Regions from separate parts of the Homo sapiens genome. Here all the other regions are linked to region 1. The links are chromatin contacts, found by Hi-C or POLR2A ChIA-PET in ENCODE. All regions are on one chromosome and are shown on one strand. The core of a region is the stretch at or near the end of the contact, and the rest is flanking DNA. Distances in the headings are between cores, read along the strand shown. Region 1 has its middle 140 kb from the start of MIR4316. Region 2 has its middle 51 kb from the start of LINC01987. Region 3 overlaps SEPTIN9 (septin 9). Region 4 has its middle 11 kb from the start of LINC01987. Region 5 has its middle 38 kb from the start of LINC01987.

Region 1 (2,864 bases), core at 365-2,864:
AAGTGGGCACAGCCAGAGCTCCCATGCCTCATCCTGGCAGTGACAACGTGTGGCACCTAAGGGAAGCCCTGACCCCAGTCCTGCCACCGCCTTGTTCTGGTGGGCTCTGTGAGGATGCACTGGATGAATTCACTAGTGCAGCAGTGCTTCGCCTTCCAGAGGGACCGTCGGAGCCAGCCCCGCGTTGCAGGGACCTGACGACCCTGAGGTCCAGCCTTCCCCGATGCCCAGCCCAGCTCAGTCCACTGTGTCCTCTTTGGCCTCTTCCCATCCTGGTTTCTCAGTCGTTCTCAGCCAAGCCACAGGACTGGAAGCTTTGTCGCTTTCTATAAGGACTTGCCTGTCAGGGGGAGTTAGTTCGAAAGGAACGGGGAGTGAAGACTCAATGTGAATTTCAGGTAAAAATCTCCGGGTCTGAGGAGACTGGGTCTGACAGCCAGTGCTGGCCTCGGGGACCCTGATGGAGACGTTCACACAGGTGCCCAACTGCAGGACGACCCTGCCGAGGAGGCACCTGCTGGGGCCAATTAGAATTCCTCGTTCTGGGCTGGGTTAATTTGCATAAACTCTGAGCCCCCAGGAAAAATCTTCCGCGAGGCCTCTTCCTCTTTGTTAATTGAAAAAGGCTCTTTGTCTGTCTTCAGCTGTCAGCTCACATGCGGCCTCCCCAGGCAAGCCTTTCCCAGCTCCTCAGACCAGGCAGGTCGCCCCTGCGGTCTCCGCGTCTCCTCCCCACACCTCAGCTCACCCACTCGGAATTATCTGTGAGTTTCCTTCCAGCTTCAGCGCCACAAGGACAGGGACCTTGTCTCTTCCTGTGGTGGTTGTTTCTATCATCACTAAATCCATACCTAGTGCACTAGCGCACGGTAGAGGTTGTTTGCTCAATGAATGAATGCATTTCCTTGTAGGACCCCCGGCTGCCCCGAGTGAGCCACACTCCTTACAAAGACCAGGCAACTACGTTGAAGAAATGTTGATATTTATCAAGAAACACTCTTCCAACCATTTTTAATTTTTTTTGGACGTTAAAGTATTTATTGGGTCGGGTGTGGTGGTTCACGCCTGTAATTCCAGCACTTGGGGAGGCCGAGGCGGGCGGATCACTTGAGATCAGGAGTTTGAGACCAGCCTGGCCAACATGGTGAAACCCTGTCTCTACTAAAAATACAAAAATTAGCCGGGCATGGTGGCTCGTGCCTGTAGTCCCAACTACTTGGGAGGCTGAGGGGGAGAATCGCTTGAACCCGGGAAGGGGAGGTTGCAGTGAGCCGAGATTGAGCCACTGCACTCCAGCCTGGGCGACAGAGCAAGACTCTGTCTCAAAATAAGATAAAATAAGATGTATTAGACAAAAACTGAGAGTTCTTACTTTAAATTGATTTGGAATTTTGGGTACACTTATATATTTTTTTCTAAAATAAATTGAAAGTGAATCATAGGAGAAATATTACTTTATATAAATATTATTAACTTGTTTTAAGTACTTATTAAAAACAACAACAACAAAGGCCAGGCATGGCCCCTTCCACAGAGAGCTGGTCAGCCAGCATTTTCTGCAGCTCTTACCCCAGCTGCCTCTCTTCTGGTTTCTGAGCCTCCCCACCCCCACTTAAGGAGCTTACAGCTGAGCAGGAGAGATAAGATGTTAAGTGCGTGGAAAGATTATTTTTTATTTTTGGAAAGTTGAACATTTTAAGCCAACATCCCATGAGGCTGTGGGATTAGGCTGGAGGTAGAACTTGCTTATCCCATTTGGAATTGCTGAAGCTTCCCAGAAAGGCTTACTTCTTCCTCTTTTTTTTATTTCTAAAATTCTGCAGAAATTCTTCCATGCCCAGGCTAGCCTTGGGAGAAGAGTGGATGTCAAGATGTCAATGATGTATTGGAACGATGGGTGGGAAAGAGAGCCAGGGGGAGCTTTTAAGATAACATCAGAGGAATTGGCTTTCAAGGGCGTGGTGGACGATTTTGAGGACTGGCTAATGCATTTGATCAGAAGACGGGTGGTGATGGGCTGTGTTCCTATCCTGGCTCCCGTTTCTAAAAACAGCAGGCACTCAACCAGCCCTCAGGTGTCCCCTTTGTCCCAGGAAGCTTGGCAGAAGGAGCCAGGACGTCTCCAGAGGAGCAGATGGCCCTCAAAGCTGGAGGACCATCAAGAAAGAGCCTCCCTGGTGAGGAGAAACTTAGGTTACTGATATGGGAACTCAAAAACTCTCACTTCTGTGTACCCAGGAGTTCCTATTCATCTCCCCAGGAATCTTAAGTATCTGAAGGACCCGGGGCAGTTGCACAGAGTGGCCATCGGGTGTCAGTGTGGAATTAGAAGCCCTGCCTGCGTTCCTTCGCTCAGCTGCTTGGCTTTGAGTTAGATGCTCCTGGAAGCTGGGCCCGCAGCCCCATGCAGGCTGGGAACGGGGATGGAGCCGTGAGGATTCTCCCTTAATTTAATGGCCCCGTCCACTGAGCTGAGAACATGGCTGTGATCCTCAGCTTGGGCAGTTCCTATTGTATTGAGGCTTTGGAGTGCTTATGAGCTGGGCTGAGTCACGCTGATAAAAAGTTAATTTCTATTTGCTGTGGCTCAGTAATTGGATGAACATGAAAGCAATTAAATATTAAAACATACAAACAAATAACTAAGTCACTGTAATTAGCCAAAGTTTGATCACTGTCATATTTATTTAGGAAGAGGTGATATGTCTCAGCAGGTGACATTTTAAATACCCCGGGCCTCTCTGGTGTTGTCTTTGGAGAATGCTGAATAATGTACAGAGAATTTAATTAAACCCTGTTGTAAATCAGCCATGATGACAGGGAAATGACAGCCACATGTTGAAATGAGAATTAGTCCACAGCAA
Region 2 (2,864 bases), core at 190-2,689, 240 kb after region 1:
ACTCTTGCAGACACTCTGACGGTTTGGTCCCAGTTCCTGGTTGGAGGGGGACCCCTGATAAACAGGGGTCACTGCTGATCTGGCCTTTCTGGAATTCTGCAGGGTCTGCCCTCACTTCCCTGCCACTCACCCTCACCCCACCCCCAGCCTCTCTGCTGTTTGCTGCTGTACCGCACAGCCTGTTCACCCCAGGATCTGCCCCTTCCTCTTCCAGGGTTCCAGGGCTTCCCAGAAGTCAGGCTTCCATTCCCGCAGGAAGGGTGCAAACAGGCCAGTTCCTGCTGTGGGGAGGAGTGGGTGCCACAGTCCCTCAGATCACTAATCTATTCGATCCTACTGTGTGCCAAGTGCTGCTCTAGGTGCAGATGAACAAGCCAGGTGGGGCCTGCCCTTGGGGAGCCTGAGGCCAATGTGCCCGAAGGGTGCCCAGTGCCCTACAGCCCGAGACAGACCCTGGCTGCATGAGGCTGCCCAGCACTGCACCCCAGGAGACAGGACAGCAGGAGAGCAGGAGTTGGACGCCCGCCTGCCCATCCAGCAGCAACAGGCACTGGGAAAGGGTGAGGCCCTGGGGAGAAAGAAGGCAAGGGAGCCGGGCAAGCAGCAGGCAGGAGAATCACAGAGCAGCTGTGCCCAGGAGCCCTGGCATGGGGGCCATGGCCAAGCAGCTGTGGCTGCTTCCTCTGTGTCTGTCTTTGTGGCCCTGGCCGGGATGGCGCTGGACCCCAAGAGGCTGCCTAAGCCAGTGGGCATGGCCTCCTTAGGCAGCCTGGGTGATGAAACGGACCAGACCCCTGGGTGTGGGCATCACTCTTGCTCTGCCAGGAAGAGGCAGAAGGACCAATGGCAGCGGCAGGGGTGGATTCTTGCCCAGCAACAGCTGCCAAGACTCTGGGTCCCGGAAGCAGCCCCTCCCTGCCTCCTTTCAGTGCCCTGGCTTTGCAATGCAGGGATTTGCCAGCCTGAGCTCTGCCAGCCTGGGTTCAGCAAATCCCGCAAGAAGAGCCGGCTCCCCACGGGATTGCCAGTGGACCAGTGAGATGCCTCCTTACCAGTGCCCACAGCGGGAGGGGTGTGAAATCGGGACTGGCTCCCTGAGAGCTGTTAGAGGCCACCCTAACTGCCCATGGGTATTCGGCTGAAATTCAGCTCCTCTGGGAGAAAAATCTGGAACAGAGAAGGAGGCTTTAATCTGTCCGCAGGCACTTCAAGGGGAGAGGAAGGATTCCTTTAGAAGGGGGCAGGGGTTGCTGGAAAACAAGGCTGTGGTTTTAGAGGAGGGCAGTTAGGGTGGCCCCTTCCTGGGGGTCTGGGCTTGGGGCCCTGCCTGCAGATGAGGGGGATCCGCCTGGGGCAAGGTCTTGAGAGAAGCCCCATAGATGGCCCCGTCATGTGGAGTCAGCGGCTGTGGTTCGGGGGAAACAGGGAGGCCACCGCCTGCTTTCCCGGGCACCGTGTGGCTGACCCACCGCAGTTGGAGGTCTTGGCTCTCAGGGAGCTTGTCCCGATTTCCCACCCCTCCCGCTTAAGGGAACTATGGGCCGCCTGGCCCTGTGCTGCCCGCCTGCACTGGTGCATCTTCAGCTGATGAGAGGATGTGAGGTCTGGAGTGAGGCCAGCATGGCTTCGCCTGCCAGGAGCCTTCCTCTGCTCGCTCCTCTCCCCCAGCCCCGGGACAGGTCCCCATGTCCCAGGCACAGTGACACTCTCTGGCATGGAGCCAAGGCAGAACTTGCAGCAGCCTGGGAAGGTGGATCCTGGGGCCACAGATCTGGATGAAGAACTTTCCTCCCGGAAGGCAAAGGCAGGCACCGCTGCTTGCCCCAGACGGTGGGGGTGCTGAGGCCTTGGCGCCACGCCTCTGTGGGGTGAGGGCCATCTTGAGCCAGAGCCTAGAGTGCATTCCAGAACCTGATCTTATCACTCCACCAAGGACGCTAGTATTCTGGGGGATTGATTTGCTGCAACCAGTGATGGATTTAAAACACATGAGGAAGCCAATTCATTCCTTCACCCTGGGCCTGCAGAACCATCCGAGCTGCACTGGGGCAGTTCTGTACATCTCCAGTGAATCCAGCCCTGCACCCCTCTGTTAACGTGCTTTTCAAACCAAACAGTGGAATGCATTGGTCATCACAGGGTTTGATCTGATGTGAAAAGTGTTATAAAGCCATTCCAATTAAAGTGCCTCTGGCCTTGTGTTTCCTGAAAGCTGCTATTGAGAGGAATATAATTGCATGAGAACAGCATCCCCTGAACTTGCTGCTTCTTGGGGACCCCACCACATGGCTTGGGTCAAACAGCACACTGACAGGATACCCTGGGCCACAGGAGGCAGCCTCCCACCCACACTTCTCTTCCTAATCTCCAAGTAGCCACTCCCCTGGGTCTGCCTTTGTCCCCAAACTGCCCGATCCCCAGTGTCCCCATCGGTGGGTCAGCATTTACAGGGCACCATCCTTGTCCCCATGATACAACTCTCACCCCACAGGAGCAGGGTGCTGGTGGCCCAGATTTCACAGAGGGCTTGGTGGGTTTCCAATCTTCGTCTGTGAGTCTCGAGTCCCTGAGGACAACGCCCCGCTTCTGTGTGTCTCTCCGGACTTGTGCGGGGGTACTCAGCAGACTCTTGGGTGATCCACCTAAGGTGCAGTGCCCTGCAAGAGCTGGACACCTTGAAAATAGAAAGGGGGTTCACTCCACGCGAATTATAATCCTGGGAGAAAGGTGCTTGGCCTGGCAGTAGCAGGGGGCAAAGAAAACACAGTGGAGGGAGAAGTAAGAGAATGGCCACTCCTGCCCCTCCAACTCCAGCAGTGCCCCCCCGACTCCAGCAGCCCCCACCACTCCAGCAGGCCCTCCCC
Region 3 (2,864 bases), core at 170-2,669, 210 kb before region 1:
CTCTGCGTCCTGTGCCGTGGGTGAGAGAGGGCTTCGGGGGGACTTCCCCCTCTTGGAGCACCTGCTGCTCCGGGTGCCTCTGGGGGCGGGCCCCCACCTCACATTGTGGAGCTGGTGTAGGAAGGAAGGTGCCGGGAGCCAGCTCCAATTCACGTGCTGGCTGTGGCCCTCAAGGTGTGGATGGCAGGAGGTGGTGAGACAGGGACTCATTGATCATGGGACTGACACCCCCTCATGTTGATGTGGGCCCTGAGCCATAATCTCACCAGCTCCTGAGTTTTGGCGCTGCTCTTGGCGATGGCGTGGACTCAGCCAGGCTCTCGGGCAGCCTTTCCTGGATTCTTCCTCCGTTCTCCCCTGGGCAGTGTTTCTGTTCACCTGGAAAGGATGGGTAGGACTTGGAGACAACAGGGATTCAAAGAAGTCGGGAGTGGGGGCACCTGTGCAGCTCACCCTGCAGAACAGACAATTTGGTTAAAGCCTAAAGCCTGCTGTCAGGAGCCTCGCTTGCCTCTCAGAGAGCACATGGCTTGACCATCACGGGGACTGGGGGAGAGGCACAGGCATGCCTGTCCGGCAGCAGAAGGGAACCCCGGGCCTGGGCCTCTCCATTCTGTGGCGTTGTCTTTCCTCAGAGTTGCACTGTCTCCTTCACTGTCCCTGCCTGGCCCCAGTGCTCATGTGGCTTGTGGCCCTCAGTCTGGGCTTGGTCTCCCGCAATTCACCCTGCCCAGCCCCACACAGCTTGTCCCTCCAGCTGGGAATCGGAGCTCACCTGGAGTCCCAGGCAGCAGATTCGATGCAGTGATGCAGGGCTGTCAGCCATGCCAGCAGGCCCTGCTGCTCACAGAGGGATGGGTATTGCTGTTGACAATAATTAAAGAACTACGGCTTCAGGCTGGGTACAGTGGCTCACACCTGCAATCCCAGAACTTTGGGAGGCCGAGGCAGGAGAATCAATTGAATCCAGGAGTTCCAGACCAGGCTGGGCAACATAGCAAGGCTTTGTCTTTACAAAAAATAAAAAATAATAATAATAATAAAAACTACAGCTTCAGAATGATTGACTTCAGCATGTTTATAAAGTCAAGGGTCTTCAGTGTCCTGGGCCTATGTCACTGCGTCAGAGGGAGAGAGGAAGAGGCTGGGGTGATGGGCACTGGGGCTTATGCTCCTCCTGGAATGGGTGGTCTTGGACTGTGCCTGTGTGATATGTTTGTCGAGCGGGGGCGGTGTCCACTGAGGACTGGATGTTGAGGTGTGGGTGGGGGGAGGTTATGAAGCACTGGGCATTTCCCGTGCACCAGTGCCCCGAGATTGCAGAGAGGGGACCCGCCCAGCCTGGGCAGGGAGGCGGGTGGCAGCGAGGAAGGGGAGAGGAACTCGGGTGCAGAAAGCCTTTCCTCCAGCAGGTGGCGCCGCAAGCTCTCGAGAGTCCAGCTCCTGCGGGGTTTGCATTTTCACTGAATTTGTGGGCAGAGGCTGCCTGGGTGTAGTTTCCGCCAACTGTGACTGCTCACTGCGGGCGAGGGGAAGTGGAGTGCAGAGAATGCACCGGAGGGCAGATGACCAGCCCCCGCACAGGCACGGGGGTGCCTCCTTCCCCGCACAGGCACGGGGGGCCCGAGCCCTTGGGGTTCCTGTCCTAACTGGGCGGGGAAAGGGAGGGTTGGAAGCTGAGTTAGGGGGAAAGGGGGTGGTCTCCTGCCATCTCTTTTATTTTATTTTTCCTATTTTTGGTTGATAGGTTTCAATCTTTTTTACATTTTTCCAACTTTTTGCCGTAAAACTTTTCAAACATAGAAAAGATGAAAGAGGGCTGAGTGTGGTGGCTCATGACTGTAATCCCAGCACTTTGGGAGGTTGAGGTAGGAGGATCACTTGAGCCCAGGAGTTCAAGACCAGCCCGGGCAATATAGTGAGATCCCATCTCTATAAAGGATACAAAAAATTAGTCAGGCATGGTGGTGCAGGCTTGGAGTCCCAGCTACTCGGAAGGTTGAGGTGAGAGGATTGCTTGAACCTGGGAGGTTGAGGCTGCAGTGAGCTGGGATTGTGCCAATGCACTCCAGCCTGGGCGACAGAACAAAACCCTGTCTCAAAAACAAAACAAAACAAAACCACAAAAAAGAAACCATGAAAGATTCTAAAGTAAACACCCATGCACCTACCACCTAGATTCCACAGCAACCATTTTGCTGTTTGCTTCACCACAAATCCCTCTGGCCACCAGCATCCACGCTGGTTTTGATGCACTTAAAATAAGCTGCAGAAATCAGCACACAACATCCTGTCAACACCTCAGTTTGCATTTCATTAACTAGAGTCCGGCATTTGTCTGTGATTATTTTTGTTTTTCTTTGAAGTAAAATGTATATACCCTGAGATGCACAGGTGTGAAACGTTCCGTTCTTTGAATTTTAACAAAGGTATCCACGTGTATCCCAGCCTGACCAGAACATAGAACATCACTATCACCCCAGTAAGTTCCTCATGCCCCTCCAGGTGCATCACAGTCCCCACCTTCCCCAGGGCAACCACAATTGTGCTTTTTTTCCACCACGAAATAATTTTGCCAGTTTGAGTGTTTCTTAGAGCTACCCATGTTGCTGCAGGTGCCAGCGATTTGTTCTGTTTTATTGCTGAGTAACGTCCACTGTGTGAACATTCTGTGGGTTTTTAGTCATTCTCTTGTTGAAAGACCCCTGGCTGTTTCCATCTGGAGGCTCTTATGAGTAAACCTGTTACGCTGGTTCTTCTTGTACAAGTTTTTCTGTGCATATGGGCGTTCATTTATTCTGTAGAAACACCTAGAGTAGGTATAGGGTAGGTATACATTTAGTTTTATAAGAAACTGCCAGATC
Region 4 (2,864 bases), core at 145-2,644, 200 kb after region 1:
AGTGGGTGATTTGTATTTGAAAAGCACACTCCCAGGCCATTGTCTGCTGTCTCTAGGAACTATCTAATCCTGGGAGGGACTCTCTCCAGTGTCAGCAAAGCCCCTGATGTCAAAGTATCACAATACAGAGAATAAAAGACGCGGCCCGTACGCAGAGCTGAAGTGGCTCTCTGTTATTTGCAGATGGAAATTGGAATCTCTACAGCATGACAGACACTTGAGCAGAAATTCTAAGCTTTTATGGGTTGCCACAGGTCCCTTTCAGGAGGATGGCGAAGGCTATAGTCATGAGCCGTCTAAGGTGGAGGTCACGAGCGGCAGGTGGCTCTTAATAAGCACTTGACATACCACTTCTCCCAACTGAGATGTGCTGTACGCGTCAAATCCGAACTGGATTTTGAGGATTCAGAATGAATAAAAGATTGAAAAAATCTCATTCATGATTTGTATATTAATTACATGTTGAAATGATAATATGTTGGATATATTGGGCTAAATAAAATATATTATCAAATTTAAGTTTGCTTGTTTCTTTTTATTGTGTCTGCTAGAAAAATGTCCTCAGTTAAAATCACCTCAGTGGCTCACATTCTCTCTCTATTGGACAACAGGGCTCTTGACCTCCCTAGGGGAATGGACCCAGGCACACATGATGCAGGTAAAATATGGTATTGAGGGGTGTGATTCCAGGATCTGAGGGTACACCGACCCCAAGTTGATTTCACTCTCTCTTTCCAGAATTATAGGGTGAAAAGAACCCTAGAGAAGGATCCCTGGCCCCAGACACATAACTATCAGTGAGAACCCACAGCATTGAAAAGCAAATCTTTCCCAAAGCTTCATGTTTTGAGCCAGCCTGCTGTAAAACTTTGTTAAAAAAAATCAGTAGACAATAAAGAAGAAAATCAAACTTTTTAGCCTTGATTAAGTGGTTCGATGGAGAGAAGAGTGGTAGCGTGCTTTCCTCGTTGGCTGATAATCGATTCTTTTCTTGGTCTGAGCCTTGGTATGGCTTAGGAGCTTGCCCAAGCCAGCACTGGTGTGGGGCAGGCAGGGAAGGGCTGGGACTGGGAATTGCTTCCCCAGCCCTGGATTTAACTTCTCAGGACAGATGATGGCTTGTGCACGTCATCAGTTCTCCATGGAGAGAGGCTCTGTGTCCTTTCCCAGAAGCCCAAGCACTGGTTTTCACTCCCTGCGAGCCAGAAGCAATTCTCATGGCATTATACAGTTCCTCCGTTTCTGAAATGGAATTCCCCCTCTCCTCACTTGGTCTGCACTGGTCCCAGGGAAAGTTTGCTCAGCGCTCTTCCTCCACCCACCCTTCACATGGTGGCAGTGGCTCAGTTTAGGGGTTAAGCCCAGAGAGTTTGAGGCTGTCAGGTCTGAGAGCTGCCCTTGTCTGTCAGAGGCCAGCTGCAGGATTTGGAGCCAGTTACTTCCTCTCTCTCTCTCAGCCCCAGCCTAAGCTTGGCAAAAGGACAATGACAACACCTCTGTGGTATAATAAAGAGTATGTCTTTGTCCCTGGTTCCTGGCACAGAAAACCGTTGGAATTTCCTGAATGATAGGAGTGTCTTGATTGTGTTGATGGTGTGACTCCTGGCACATGCCAAGAGGACTTCAGGATGGAGGCTGACCACCAAAGACCAACCACGTGATAAGAGGGCTGGAACTTTTGGTCCACCCAAAGTCCGGAGAGGGGAGAGGGGCTGAAGATTGAGTTCAGTCATGAGGACAATGATTTAATCAGTCATGGCTACGTAATGAAATCCCAGTGAAAACTTTGGGTCTGGTGCAGTGGCTCATGCCTGTAATCCCAATGCTATGAGAAGATGAGGTGGGAGGATCACTTGAGCCCAGGAGTTCAAGACCACTCTGGATATCATAGTGAGACCTCCTCTCTACTAAAATTAAAAAAATAATAATTTTAAATCAACCAGGTATGGTGGTGCCCGCCTGTAGTCCCAGCTACTCAAGAGGCTGAAGCAGGAGGATCACTTGAGTCCAGGAGATCGAGGCTGCAGTGAGCCATGATCACACCACTGCACTCTAACCTGGGCAACAGAGCGAGACTCTATATCAAAAAGGAACAACAACAACGACAAAACTCTGGACACTGAAATCTCTTGAGGATATCAATTCCTTACCAGATACATGATTTGCAAATATTTTCTCCCATTCTGTGGGTTGCCTTTTTACTCTGTTGATAGTGTCTTTTGACTCACAAAAGGTTTTAATTTTTATGAAGTCCAATTTGTCTATTTTTTTCCTTTGTTGCTTGTGCCTTTGACGTTATATCTAAGAAATCGTCACCAAATCCAATGTCATGAAGCTGTATCCTTGTTTTCTTCTAAGAGTTTTATGGTTTTAGCTCCTACATGTAGGTCTGTAATCCATTTTGAATTAATTTTGGCATATGGTGTTAGGTCAGGGTCCAAATTCATTCTTATGTAGGTGGATATTCAGTTTTCCCAGCACTGTTTGTTGAAAAGACCTTCTTTTCCTCATTGAATGGTCTTGGCACCCTTGTCAAGAATCATTGGACCATATATGCGAGGGTTTATTTCTGGGGTCTCTATTCTACTCTTTTGGTCTATATGCCTGCCTTTATGCCGGCGCCATACTCTTTGGATTACTGTAGCTTTGCGGTGAGTTTCAAAGCTCAGTGGGGCCTCCTGGTTGAACACATGGATTTGCTGGGAAAGTGATGCATCCTGATTCCACAGGAGAAGGCATGAAAGCTGCAAGTCCAGGATGCTCCCAGACCTTGTTCTATGTGTATCCTTTATAATAATGCTGTAATCGTGGGTGTAGCACACACCCACGTTCTGTTAGTCATTCTAGTGAATTGTTGAACCTGA
Region 5 (2,864 bases), core at 124-2,623, 150 kb after region 1:
CGTGAGGTAAAAATGGCTGTGGCTTGGACCCCGTTCCATGTGAGGAAGCCAGGGATCTTTTCTTTAGAAGTCTTGCTAATGTGGTATTTAAAAAAAAAAAATCAATGCCACATTGCCACGAATGGACGCATCTATTCCAGGTAGAGAAGGCTGTTGTCTGGGAAGCATACAGCAGCTATTATAAACACTGAAAGTCAGTTGTTTAGCCCCCATTCATGGGCACTCTCTGAGGACCAGGCACATGGGGCTTCTGAGAGCATAAGGGAGCTCTCCATTTAGGAGGAACCAGGTGATGAGCAAACAGGATCCATTGAGGCTCTGAGATAGACGCTTCCACCTGGCGTCCAACCCATCCCAAGAACTCTGATGAGCAAGTGCTTCCCATTTTGCAGAAAAGGAGACTGAGATTCAGAGTGGAGAAGTGAGCACCAAGCTCATTCAGCCCATTTTACAGACAAGGAGACTGACATTCAGAGTGGAGAAGTGAGCACCAAGCTCATTCAGCCCATTTTACAGACAAGGAGACTGACATTCAGAGTGGAGAAGTGAGCACCAAGCTCATTCAGCCCATTTTACAGACAAGGAGACTGACATTCAGAGTGGAGAAGTGAGCACCAAGCTCATTCAGCCCATTTTACAGACAAGGAGACTGACATTCAGAGTGGAGAAGTGAGTGCTCAGCCCACTCAGGTCTCCAGGGCCAGAGCAGCCAGAATGGGTGCCAAAAAAGAAAAAAGAAAAATTGAATAAGACCTACTATTTGATAGCACAATAGGGTGACTATAGCCAACAATAACTTAATTGTACATTTTAAAATAACTTAAAGAGTGTCATTGGATTGTTTGTCACTCAAAAGATAAATGCTTGAGGGGATGGATACCCCACTCTCCATGGCGTGTGTATTTCCTATTGCATGCCTGTATCAAACATCTCATGTACCCCACAAATATGCACACCAACCACGTACCCAGAAAAATTAAAAATATAAATAAGGCCAGGCATGGTGGCTCACGCCTGTAATCCCAACACTTTGGGAGGCAGAGGCAGGCGGATCATTTGAGGTCAGGAGTTCAAGATCAGCCTGGACAACATAGCGAAACCTCATCTCTACTAAAAACACAAAAAATTAGCTGGGTGTGGTGGCATGCACCTGTAGTTTCAGCTACTCGGGAGGATGAGGCACGAGAATCGCTGGAACCTAGGAGGCAGAGGCTGCAGTGAGCTGAGATCATGCCACTGCCCTCCAGCCTGGGAGACAGAGTGAGAAAAAATAAAAAATAAAAATAAACTTAAAAATAAAAGAAAATAAACCCTCCAAGAATTCTGAGCTCCGCCTACTACGCCATGTCCTCCCTGGAAGGAAGAGGCAAGATTTTCCCTTTCCAAGCCCTGAAACAGCTGCACTGACCACTCCCATTCCAGGGACCAGGGTCTGAGACATCTGGGTGGCTGTCTGCCAGGCAGACCCCGTAAAATGGGACAGCCCACCCTGCTCCTGCCACGTCAGGCCACTGGGATGGGAAGCTCTAAACAGCCCCCGCCCCCCCAGGCTGCAGCTCGAGGAGGAGCGAAGCCTCTTTCCTTGCACTAATTTGCAGTGCAGTGTGCTGTCTGCCTCGTGGGCACATGGAACGTATATAAATTACCCCGCCAGGACGATTAACTGTTTGTCCAGGCTAATTGTCAGTATTAAATCTCGCTCAGTCACAGTTTTAAAGCTTAATTTAAATTCTCTATCTTTAAGAAATCCATACTCCCTCCCACCACGGGAGAAAAAATAGATTTAATGGGTTTAGTCCATTTCCGTTTGTAGCAACCCAAGTTATAATTAGGCATGTGCAAAGCGGATGTTTCGGCGGGCGGTGAGCCTGCAGACCTGCTCCTCTCCTTCCCGGCAGGGCCGGTCCTGGTGGGGAGTGCCCTTGTCTTTGCTGCCCTAGATAAATTTCTGAATTAGGAGTTATTGCTCAGAGACCCCTGAGCCTCCATGGCAGCCCCTCCCGATTATGGCATTAATCTTGTCAATGTGCTTAAAGGTGGAGAAAGAATTCATCCTCAAAGGTGGAAGGCACAAGAAAGCAGCCAGGAAACCCCTCTGCCCAGGAGCCAAGAGCTCGGGGGAGCCATGGGATGCAGGCGGATGGGGGGGCTTCCCCTCATGTCTTCCTGAGACCACTGCCCCGCCAGATGCCCCCTTGCCCTGAAGGCTGATGCTGCCACTGCAGCTTATCAGGAGTGAGGACCCCTCCTTCCTCTCCTCTTTCTTTCTGTTCCCAGATACCCGCTTAGAAGCAGGTTGGAGCCAGGAAAATGCAGACAACTAAGGCATAGATGTAGAGGATGCAAACTGAACAAAGCTACTGAAAGCCCCCACACTCATCCCCCTTAATGTCCTAGGGGGAACTGAGACTCAGAGAGAGGCGTGACTTGCCCAAGGGCACACAGCTGGCCTGGGTTGCAGCTGAATCCCAGGGGACTTGGCACCCATTGCCTTGCTACACATTCATGACCAGGGTGAGGTGCAATTCCTTGTTCAAGGGACACGCTTGGAAGAGGAATCTTCATCGCCCTTCCTAATTCTATGCATCATCAACACCAGGGCACGTATGTTTACGCTCATTGTCCCTCACTGGGCTTGCCCCATGCAGAGGGTGGCCTGGGGGAGCAGAGATGGCAGGGAGGGCAGCTGGAAGTCCAGGTCAGAGAGAGGAGAGTGTGACCAGGGTGGCAGCAGGAGGCATGGAAAAGACGGATGCATGGAGAGGGGTGAAGAGCGTGGGAACCAGGGCTGGGGCTGCCCAGACCTGGGCACTGGGGAGGGCAAGGGAAGCGTCAGTGACAACTCCAGGGTCTGAACCTGCGGG

Evidence for each region. Hi-C counts contacts between places; a loop is a spot of excess contacts on that map. ChIA-PET counts read pairs that join two places held with the same protein, here RNA polymerase II (POLR2A). Pooled maps may share reads with other maps.
Region 2: a loop to region 1 is called in a map of HepG2, with 7 times the contacts of the local background. The contact joins two enhancer-like sites. A Hi-C loop is called at or near these places in 15 of 168 maps with a recorded cell type or tissue (B cell, CD4-positive, alpha-beta memory T cell, CD8-positive, alpha-beta T cell and 12 more), 8 of 37 single-sample maps with no recorded cell type and 19 of 50 pooled maps. POLR2A ChIA-PET finds 5 or more read pairs at or near these places in 1 of 52 experiments (BJ).
Region 3: a map of naive thymus-derived CD4-positive, alpha-beta T cell shows a loop between it and region 1 (11-fold over the local background). The contact joins two enhancer-like sites. A Hi-C loop is called at or near these places in 1 of 168 maps with a recorded cell type or tissue (naive thymus-derived CD4-positive, alpha-beta T cell), 1 of 37 single-sample maps with no recorded cell type and 7 of 50 pooled maps. POLR2A ChIA-PET finds 5 or more read pairs at or near these places in 1 of 52 experiments (H1).
Region 4: a loop to region 1 is called in a map of heart right ventricle, with 3 times the contacts of the local background. The contact joins two enhancer-like sites. A Hi-C loop is called at or near these places in 47 of 168 maps with a recorded cell type or tissue (CD14-positive monocyte, CD4-positive, alpha-beta T cell, CD4-positive, alpha-beta memory T cell and 23 more), 8 of 37 single-sample maps with no recorded cell type and 35 of 50 pooled maps. POLR2A ChIA-PET finds 5 or more read pairs at or near these places in 2 of 52 experiments (A549 and SK-N-SH).
Region 5: a loop to region 1 is called in a map of heart right ventricle, with 2.1 times the contacts of the local background. The contact joins two enhancer-like sites. A Hi-C loop is called at or near these places in 1 of 168 maps with a recorded cell type or tissue (heart right ventricle) and 9 of 50 pooled maps. POLR2A ChIA-PET finds 5 or more read pairs at or near these places in 1 of 52 experiments (AG04450).

What each region holds. Positions count from the first base shown.
Region 1 is chr17:77,540,576-77,543,439 of GRCh38, forward strand. No RefSeq gene overlaps it. Among named protein-coding and RNA genes, the nearest start is that of MIR4316, 140 kb to the left of the region's middle. Within about 2 kb of position 1,615, at least 5 of the 41 ENCODE cell types and tissues checked have a DNase peak (open chromatin) inside an H3K27ac peak, as active enhancers do; they include heart right ventricle, where a contact is called at or near this core.
Region 2 is chr17:77,778,364-77,781,227 of GRCh38, forward strand. No RefSeq gene overlaps it. Among named protein-coding and RNA genes, the nearest start is that of LINC01987, 51 kb to the left of the region's middle. Within about 2 kb of position 1,440, at least 8 of the 41 ENCODE cell types and tissues checked have a DNase peak (open chromatin) inside an H3K27ac peak, as active enhancers do.
Region 3 is chr17:77,330,177-77,333,040 of GRCh38, forward strand. The region is part of intron 2 of SEPTIN9 (septin 9); the gene reads left to right. Among named protein-coding and RNA genes, the nearest start is that of SEPTIN9-DT, 50 kb to the left of the region's middle. RefSeq lists enhancers at 1-278, 279-854. Within about 2 kb of position 1,420, at least 20 of the 41 ENCODE cell types and tissues checked have a DNase peak (open chromatin) inside an H3K27ac peak, as active enhancers do.
Region 4 is chr17:77,737,762-77,740,625 of GRCh38, forward strand. No RefSeq gene overlaps it. Among named protein-coding and RNA genes, the nearest start is that of LINC01987, 11 kb to the left of the region's middle. Within about 2 kb of position 1,395, at least 10 of the 41 ENCODE cell types and tissues checked have a DNase peak (open chromatin) inside an H3K27ac peak, as active enhancers do; they include heart right ventricle, where a contact is called at or near this core.
Region 5 is chr17:77,688,943-77,691,806 of GRCh38, forward strand. No RefSeq gene overlaps it. Among named protein-coding and RNA genes, the nearest start is that of LINC01987, 38 kb to the right of the region's middle. RefSeq lists enhancers at 1,626-2,505, 2,506-2,864. Within about 2 kb of position 1,374, at least 4 of the 41 ENCODE cell types and tissues checked have a DNase peak (open chromatin) inside an H3K27ac peak, as active enhancers do; they include heart right ventricle, where a contact is called at or near this core.